Regions from separate parts of the Homo sapiens genome. Here region 2 is linked to region 1. A link is an interaction called in ENCODE POLR2A ChIA-PET data of the cell type or tissue named here. Cell type or tissue: B cell. All regions are shown on one strand. Region 1 overlaps RARS2 (arginyl-tRNA synthetase 2, mitochondrial). Region 2 overlaps SLC35A1 (solute carrier family 35 member A1).

Region 1 (5,000 bases):
TTAATAGCTTTTAAACTTAGTTATGATTAGCTCCTGGACAATCAGAGAAAGAGCGGGTTTTATGCATGTGTACCGTCTGCCACTCACTTGTCTTCTTAAAGAAGGCAGACCCTCTAAGAGCAAACTCATGAATTTGTAATAAGGACCAATTACTGATTAAGCTTCTACTCCTATGGAGTAGACACATATTATGAATGACTCTAAAACTGCCAGTACACCACAATTATGATTTTTAAAGTTGAGTTTAAATATTTGTTGCATCACAAAGAGTAGAGGGATTCCTACAGTCATCTTCACACTAGAGAGGAACTACACTAAGGCCATCTCCTAAGGAAATTTGCCTGCTTTATCTCCACTTGAATAAGAAACCACTGCAAACCTTAGTGTAGGGATTGTTAAACCTAAGCCCATAGGCAACATCCAGTTTGCCGCTTGTTTTTGCAAATAAAGTTTTGTTGGAACACAGCCATGCACATTTGTTTACATCATCTACATTGGCTGCTTTCATATTGCAATGGCAGTTGAACACAGTAGAGCTGAGTTGAATAGTTGCGACAGATCAGATGGCCCAAAAGCCTATTAAAATATTTACTCTCTGGCTCTTCAAGAAAAAAAAATGCCAGCTTCTGATTAGTGTTTTAAAACAACATCCATTTTGGTACTTATGACACCATGGATTAGGAAATGGGGAGAGAGGGGTATTTCAGGCCAGTGGTTCTTCTACTTGCCTGAGGTCACTTATGTAACTGCGGTCATCTAGAGACTAGTGGGGCTACAAATCAAAAATGGCTCTTTACTTCTCTAGCCAGGCATCTCTCTCTCTCCCACCACATTGTCTCTCCCGCAGGGTAGCAAGACCTCTTTACAAAGGTACTCAAGGCTCTAAGATAGTGAAATCATCTAGTCTTGAAACAGGCACAGCATCATTTTTGTCACTTTCTGCTGATGAAAGCAAGTCACAAGATCACCCCAGATTCAAGGGAAGAAAAATAGAGTACATCTCTTAATGGTGAGAGAAGCAAAGAATTTGTGGTCATCTTTGATTATTTTCATTCATGTCTTTAAATTAAAGGACATACTGCTTTCTTCACTGGGGAGGCACTTCATTACCATATTACTCTTAAACCCCTTTCAATTACCTAACTGGCAAATAAAGGAAAATCAGCAGGGAGGTAATATATTACCTGTTACCGTACATTCATCCTTGAAATAATGCCATTATAAAGTTTCCTAAAATTTGAAAAGTTGCCACCATTACTTACCTTCTTTTGCATTTTTTTTTTCAGCTTCACCATCTTTTTACTCCAGCTAAGCTCTAGAAATACTGTGGCTTCAGTCTTCCTTACTCATTGATTCCCTGGCTTTCCTCTTAAGTTTTGGTTTCCCATATACTGCTCCTTTTTTTTATGCTTTTAAAAAATATCTAAAAATAACCTGTTCTATGTGAGTTGTATTCTGTAGGCTTTTTGTATGGCAGTTAATTTGCTTATGGATTTACCTCTCTTAGCTTTTTTCTAAAGCAGTTAAGGAAAGCTGGAATTTAAATGAGTGTCTGAATGCTGGTGAAGGCAGAGCCTGTCTATCTCCTAGCAGCCATCTTTGCCTCTGACAGTTCACATGTGGCATTGTTGTGAGACCATTGCTTCTCTCTCCCTTAGAGGTTTTCCAGGTGCTATAGTTCTTGCTGTTGTGATTTCAAAGTAGAGACAAAATAGGTAGGGACAGGAAGATTGTTCTTGGATTTCTTCTGAAAATGAGAGAGGTGGGAGAAGAGAATTTTTAAAATATGTAGTATCCTGAACAGACCAAGCAACATTCCCCAGAAAACAAGAGATACCACTGTGCTCAAGAAACTTTCTCCCTAAATTGAGTTGATTATGATAATACTAGATTAAGTAACTTGCCCAGGTTCACAGAGCTAACTCTTGATTCTGAAACCTGTATACTTAACTTTTACTGCCTCCCTGGTACGTAGTGTAGGTTGTCATATATTTTGTCTGATTTAGGAGCAGTGTGATAAAGTACAGGATAAATGGCTGTCCATCATAGATTTGGACTCCTCGTGGTAGATGGTGTAAGACTTGAAGCTAATTACTGTTTCCTCTCTAATCTCTCTCTAGTCAGCCTCTCCTATTTTGTACAAATCAGCTCTGTAAGATCATGGGAAGCAGTGGTAGCCTTTTCTTTTCTTTTCTCAACATGATTTTCCCCAACTCCTGCTGTTCCCAAGTGTGAGACACTCTTCTCGCAAAACAGATTGGAGACCTCTGGCTGGTAAAATGAGAATTGTGGAGGTCAGGGTAGCAGTTCTGACTGTTAGTAACTGGCTCAGTGATCTTGAATGGGACAGTTTATTTCTCTGGCCTCTTATCTGGAAAATAAGAGTAATCTTTTTTTTTTTTTTTTTTTTTTTGTTGAGACGGAGTCTTGCTGTCTCGCTCAGGCTGGAGTGCAGTGGCATGATTCATTGCAGCCTCTGCCTCCCCGGTTCAAGCAATTCTCCTGCCTCAGCCTCCCCAGTAGAGTAGCTGGACTACAGGCATGCACCACCACGCCCAGCTAATTTTTCTATTTTTAATAGAGACAGGATTTCACCATGTTGGTCAGGCTGGTCTCAAACTCCTGACTTCAAGTGATCCACCCAGCTCGGCCTCCCAAAATGCTGGTATTATAGACGTGAGCGACCATGCCCGGCCAAGAGTGATGTTATCTGTCCCTTCTTAACAAAAATTAAGGAAATTACATGAAGTAATTTAACAAAAGTCCCAGTAAGATGCCCAAATTATAATTCATAATAGCTACTTCAGTTGCCAAAAGAATTGAATTTGTATCTTCCATTTCATTGTATTCCCTTCTCAGTAGAAATATGGTATCAGAGAGAAGCAAATTGTTGATTTCAAGGGACATTTTGTCAAAACTTGAAGACCTGGATAGATTCAATTTTTCTAATACCGGAGGGAAAATGGAAAGCTCTGTGAAAGTTTTTTTTTGTTTTTGTTTTTGTTTTTGTTTTTCTTAACAGACATTATAAATACCTAGTTTTTTAAAAATTCAGAGATTACAAAGAGATATTTAATGAAAAGGAAAGCTCTTCCCCATCTCAGTTTCCTCTGTGGGTATCTATTAATCCGAATATCAGTGTTTTATTCACCCTCCTAGAGATGTTCTATGCATTTGTAAACAGACTATACATATTTTACATTGTTTTCACTTCTTGCTTTTTTTTTTTTTCTTAAATAATGTATTTTATGTTCCTTTAATATGAATGCATCCAGGGCTGGCTTATTATTTTTATTGTTCCATTGTATTCTATTCTTTTTTTTTTTTTTTCTTAAATCGGCTTCATTGAGGGATAAGTACATACAATACTTATTTAAACATATAATTTCACCATATTTAAACATATAATTTGATGAGTTTTGGCAAAGATATGCAAGTTGTGTAACTACCTCCACAATTATATAGAGCTGTTTTTCTGGGGTTTTTTATTTCTATTGATTTTTTTTGCTTTACTTTTATCTGTATTATTTTCTTTTATTCTGCTTGCTTTGGATTTAGTTTGCTCTACTTTTTCTAGTTTCTTAAAGGAGAAGCTCAGATTATTGATTTAAAACCTTTTTTCTAATATAAACATTTCATGTTGTAGATTTTTCTGCTTTAGCTACATCCAACAAATGTACTAGTAAGGCAGCAATGTGGTGCAGCGCTAGGACTCCCCTTGTTTGCTCTTCTCTCAGACATCACAGTCCTTCACTGACTATTGTCCAGATTCATAAAATCAGTGTTTCATCTATTTTTCTGGCTTTCTGATTATTTAAAGGCAGAAGAGTAAATCCAATCTTCTTTTGGCTGGAAATGGAAGGTTTTTTTTTAAGCCTTTAAGATGACATTTACTTTCTTTCTAAACAATGATTAAATAAATACGTGTGTAGTTTCATAATTTCATAATTGTGCACACATATCCATAGGATCAAGTTTTTAAATCGTAGTACCCTTAAGGGTGTATAACAAGACTTTGGAGACAGACCAGAATTTAAACTCTAGTTTTACCACTTTTAACCAGCTATGTTCAAGTTAATTTATCTTTTTTTAAATATTGAAAAACTTATGAGATTTTCAAACATGCACAAAACAGGGAACAGTATAATTAACCCCCATATGTTCATTACACATATTCAAGAGTCATCAAGATATTGCCATATTTGCTTCATCATCTCTCTTCGTTGTCCCAGTTCCCTCATCTGTAAAATAAAAGATAAAAGCACATATGAGTATTAAATGAGTTAATGCCCATGAAGTGTGTGAAGCTGTGCCTGTCAGGTAGTGAGTGCTCTAGAAGCATTTGCTATGTTAAATGATTGATTACAACTTCTTGAGCACACACGGGAGTGATAAATGTGTTGATTGGGAATTTGGAGTGGTGAGCCACATTCTGATTGTTCTGGGAGGTTTTATGCATAAATATTTTTACATGTTTTTTTTTTTTTAATTTTACAGACAGAATCTTACTCTGTCACCCAGGCTGAAGTGCAGTCATCGTAGTTCACTGTAACTTTGAGCTCCTGGGCCCAAGCTACCGTTCTACTTTAGCCTTCTAAGTAGCTAGGACTACAAGCATGCACCACCACACCTGACTAATTTATTTATTTATTTATTTATTTTATTTTTTATTTTTATTTTTTTGAGACAGAGTTTTGCTCTCATCACCCAGACTAGAGTACAATGTCGTGATCTCGGCTCACTGCAACCTCCGCCTCCCAGGTTCAAGCCATTCTCCTGCCTCAGCCTCCCAAATAGCTGGGATTACAGGCATACACCACCACACCTCGCTAATTTTTTGTATTTTTAGTAGAATCAGGGTTTCACCATGTTGGCCAGGATGGTCTAGAACTCCTGGCCTCAAGTGATCCATCTGCCTCGGCCTCCCAAAGTGCTGGGATTACAGGAGTGAGCCACCACACCCAGCCACCTGACTAAAAAAAATTTTTTTTGTAGAGACA
Region 2 (5,000 bases), 57 kb after region 1:
TAGAAACAAATGATCAGTCCTAAATATACTGTAATATATTGTAAAAAGGTTACTTTTTCTTCCATTTTCCGGAACTTATATTTTCTGTTTTGGTGGGTTTTTCTTTTTTTTTTTTTTTGAGATGGAGTCTAGCCATGTCACCCAGGCTAGAGTGCAGTGGTGTGATCTCGGCTCACTGCAACCTCCACCTCCTGGGTTCAAGTGATTCTCCTGCTTCAGCCTCCCAAGTAAGTGGGAGTACAGGTGCACACCACCACACCTGGCTAATTTTTTGTATTTTTAGTAGAGATGGGGTTTTTCATCATGTTGGCCAGGCTGGTCTTGAACTCCTGACCAAGTGATCCACCCACCTCGGCCTCCCAAAGTGCTGGATTACAGGCGTAAGCCACCACGCCTGGCCCTCAACTTACTTTCTTAGAAATCAAATCACAAGCACCTTAATGAGCACCTCTGTTAAAAACAAATTTATTAATTATATAAATGACACTGCTAGCTAGGACAAAAGAGCGTATATAATCAAAAACATATATTAAATTTCTTTTTAGATATAGTCTTCCTTGTTAAATTTTCTATTTGAACAATTCTTTTTATTTTTATCATTGGAATAGACCCTGTGCAACCTTTGGTTACCTGAAGAAATTCTGAAGCTCCATGTTGACTGCAGAGAGATTCTGCTGCTGCCTCTCCCACTAAATTTCCTATCAACCAGCTGAAACCATTCTTTCTGACCTCTGTTTGGTCAAAAGTAGGCCTCATTCTTCCAGCTACTGATCTAACAAGAACTACTAGGAGGCATAAAATCCTTGGCTAGGTTACCAAGTCACTGTGCAAAATGGAACACAGCAGAAGTTACTCATGAGCTTAAGAAAGTTAAATTTTGTTTATAAATTTCTTATCATCTACAAAGTTAAGTATAATTAACTCACCTAAAAAGACTTTGATTGGCCAGGCACGGTGGCTCACGCCTCTAATCCCAGCACTCTGGGAGGTTGAGGTGGGCGGATCACAAGGTCAGGAGATCGAGACCATCCTGATTTACACGGTGAAACCCTGTCTCTACTAAAAATACAAAAAATTAGCCGGGCGTGGTGGCATGCACCTGTAGTCCCAGCTACTCGGGAGGCTGAGGCAGGAGGATGGCATGAACCCGGGAGGCACAGCTTGCAGTGAGCCAAGATCGCACCACTGCACTCCAGCCTGGGCGACAGAGCTAGACTCTGTCTCAAAAAAGAAAAAAAAAAAAAGACTTTGAGGGGCTAGGTTAAAAAACCAATAATGAGGTCAATTTGAGGACAAAAATACCCTTCATATGAGGGACATGATTTTTACTTCCTCCCCAACACCCTGAACCCATTATAGCATGGGTACAAAAGGGTACTGAAAATGTAAACCCAGAAGGAGAAATAAACAAAGCTGGATAATCTATAAGTATTTGACAGATACATTAATTTCTCTAGATAATACTATGAAACAGTAGAATAATTTTCTCTGGTCTTAATATGGGTATGTAGTTCAAAGTTAAGATATATTTGGTTTGTTACTAAACACACCCAAAGTGTATGTACATTAACATTTACACATCCTGCTAGGGATAGTCTTTATAAACTATGGTGAATAGCAAACAATAAAAAGTTGTTTGAGCTGGCGCAGCGGCTCACACCTATAATCCCAGCATGCTGGGAGGCCATGGCAGACGGATTGCTTGAGTCCAGGAATTTGAGACCAGCCTGGACAACATGGCGAAACCCCATGTCTACAAAATTAGCTGGGTGTGGTGCTACGCACCTATAATCCCAGCTACTGGGGAGGCTGAGGCAGAAGGATTGCTTGAGCCCAGGAAGCGATGGTTGCAGCAAGTCAAGATCACGCTACTGCACTCCAGCCTGGGTGACAGAGTGATACCCTGTCTCAAAAAAAAAAAGTTGACTTTGTTCCTTTGTTCCAAGGCAATATGAAAGTGTTTTCACTTCCTTTTCTTTATACTAACAATGACAGGTTTAAATCTAAACTGTTAGTGTTAACAGCTGTGATAGAGTCTAGTAAAGCATTATAACAATTTTCCCGTGAATTGCAGCAGTAATTAATTTTATGAAAAAGTACTTTTAAATGTTGTATTGTTTATCTTTCAACCAAATTATAGCTTAGAAATTGATAACTTAAAATTCAAATATTTGGCCGGGTGCAGTGGCCCATGCCTGTAATCCCAGCACTTTGGGAGGCTGAGGCAGGCGGATCATGAGGTCAGGAGATCGAGGCCATTCTGGCTAACACAGTGAAACCCCGTCTCTACTAAAAAATACAAAAAAAAATAGCCAGGCGTGGTGGCAGGCACCTGTAGTCCCAGCTCCTCGCGAGGCTGAGGCAGAAGAATGGCATGAACCCAGGAGGCGGAGCTTGCAATGAGCTGAGATCACACCACTGCACTCCAGCCTGGGCAACAGAGCGAGACTCTGTCTCAAAAAAAAAAAAAAAAAATTCAAATATTTAAAAAAAATCACCTTATTTACATGTACAGCTTTCGCAATATCCAACTGCTAATCTGCCCCTCCCTCAAAACAGAATTTACTAATTTCTCTTTTAATTTAAAAGTTATCTGATATAATAATTCATATGCACAACAGTGTATGTACAAAGATAATTATTACATCTTTGTGTTGGAGTAGAAGACTGGAGACAACCCAAATGCCCATCAGTACAGACTGGTATATATGGTATCTATACATAATGGAATACCATGCAGCTTTTAAAAAGAATGAGATAGATTTCTATGTACTGACATAAAACCACCTCTAAGGTAAAATACTTGTGTTAAAAAAAAAAAAAGGAAAGTGGGGTACAGTGTACATCACACACAAGGCCCAGCAATCTCTTGCACATAACATTTACTACTTTGACCACGTCAACCTTATCTATCAAAGTAGCCATCCATTAATTCCTTCCCACACTCCCTTTTTCTTTTCCAGTTCTAACTTCTTATTGAAATAAGTATAATTTCACATGCCAAAACTTCCAGGGTGTTGTAAGTATAATCAACAAGGATGGGGGAATCTCAAGTTAAATACAAACAGAAGCCAAAAACAACTGTCTACAAAATTATACTTGGAGAAAAAGAGAACTCAAATATTCTAAAACACAGTATTTTACTGTATGCTGTAAAACTAAAACAAAGAGAACTACATACAAATACATACTTCAGTTAGTAGTTTGTTTTTTTCTCAGGTAAATATTAGAAATTCTGAAACTACTCCTTATCTATTCTAGGATTGAGCAAATAAGTAAACATCTTGAGCATAATGGGAGCTAGAATCCTCACCATTAGATAAGGGAACAAACATGGGTAAGGAGAAGTTTAGAATGAACACAGTGATGTTAGATCAAAATTGTGGTATCAATCAATGTAGAACTCTTTGTTATACACACACACACACACACACAACTAGATTTAGATAGGTGTCTATGCATACACATGCATATATATTTCATAGCTCTGCTAAAAGGGTCTAAAGTAATGATACTCCAGTATCAATGTGTATACCAAATGCCTAGATTCTGGTTTCCAAATACCATTCTGGAAAAAAAAGGAATAAAGGATCCTTGAAGAAATGTATGATTTCAGGGTTGGGGCAGGGAAAGTACAAGAAAAGCCTGTAACAAGATATGCTAAAAAGAAACTGTTTAATCCCACTGTGCAAATCTGGGACATTTTGAGCATCAAAATAATGATAATAATGGATTCTAACCTGCACAATAAAATAATCCTTGAGTCCATGTTCACATAAATACAAAGAGGGAGAGAAAGGGGGGAAGAAGGGAAATTTCTAGAGTAGAATGCCAATAAATGTATAGGTAATGATGAAGTATCAGGAAGTTATCATTTGACAACAGTATCAGACCACAAAACCAGTAGGTGAAAGTGTGATGAGAAAGAGAATATTTATCTCGTCTCAAAGTATCTCTCCAAAAGACACTTGTTAATAACAAAGAGAAAACTGGTAACTTTATGTGGAGAAACCTAGCAGGCACTACCTTAATCAAGAAACCAGGATTAGGCCAGGTGTGGTGGCTCGCACCTGTAATCTCAGCACTTTGGGAGGCCAAGCTGGGTGCATCGCCTGAGGTCAGGAGTTCAAGACAAGCCTAGCAAACATGGTGAAACCCCATCTCTACTAAAAATACAAAAATTAGCCGGGTGTGGTGGTGCATCCCTGTAATCCCAATCCTACTTGGGAGGCTGAGGCAGGAGAATTGCTTGAACCCAGGAGGCGGAGGTTGCAGTCAGCTGAGATCATGCCATTGCACTCCAGCCTGGGCAACAAGAGTGAAACTCCAACTCAAAAAAAAAAAAAAAAAAATCAAGATAAATTACCAGTAATGGAACAAATAGATACCACGTACATCTTTATATACTGCACTAAAAGGGACGCATCATTTCTATGATATCCCTGACCCAAAAAAACCCTAAATTTAATCATAAAACTCAATAAACATAATTTGAGAGATTCTACAAATTAAATGGCCTGTGTTAATATCAATGACATGAAAAAAAAAGATGGAGGAACTCTCTAGATTAAAAGAAACTAGAGACATGACAATTAAAAGCAAACTGTAATCCTGGACAGGACTGAAGTCCAAGAAAAATAACTATTTTGCTATAAAGGACATTGGAGGGCAATTGGAAAAATTTATATAAGGTCCGTGAATTAGGTAATAGTACTATATCAGTACTGATGTCTCAATTTCGATAATTTTATTGATTATATATAAGAGAATGTCCTTGTTTTTAGGAAACATGCACTGAAGAACGTTAGGGACAAAGAAGCATCTTGTCTAAATCTTACTCTAAAACAAATCAGAAAAAAATTCTATACATGTTCACACAAATAGAAGAATGTCATAAAACAAAAATGTTTTGTTGTATGTGTAATGTGCTATGGGCTAAATGTGTTACCCCTTAAAATTCATATGTTGAAGCCCTAATCCACAAATGTGATTAGTATTTG

What was found. Peaks named below come from ENCODE experiments on the same cell type or tissue, not always from the same donor. Only the 100,000 strongest peaks of a DNase experiment are listed, where the experiment ranks them.
Region 2: POLR2A ChIA-PET joins it to region 1 with 6 read pairs; 3 of 35 experiments call an interaction of 5 or more read pairs at or near these places.

Annotation. Positions count from the first base shown.
Region 1 is chr6:87,549,040-87,554,039 of GRCh38, reverse strand. The region is part of intron 5 of RARS2 (arginyl-tRNA synthetase 2, mitochondrial); the gene reads left to right. Among named protein-coding and RNA genes, the nearest start is that of RARS2, 38 kb to the left of the region's middle. In B cell, no CTCF peak of the experiment used is centred here; no DNase peak of the experiment used is centred here.
Region 2 is chr6:87,491,898-87,496,897 of GRCh38, reverse strand. All of the region lies in intron 2 of SLC35A1 (solute carrier family 35 member A1), which reads right to left. Among named protein-coding and RNA genes, the nearest start is that of SLC35A1, 21 kb to the right of the region's middle. In B cell, no CTCF peak of the experiment used is centred here; a DNase peak (open chromatin) is centred at 1,897.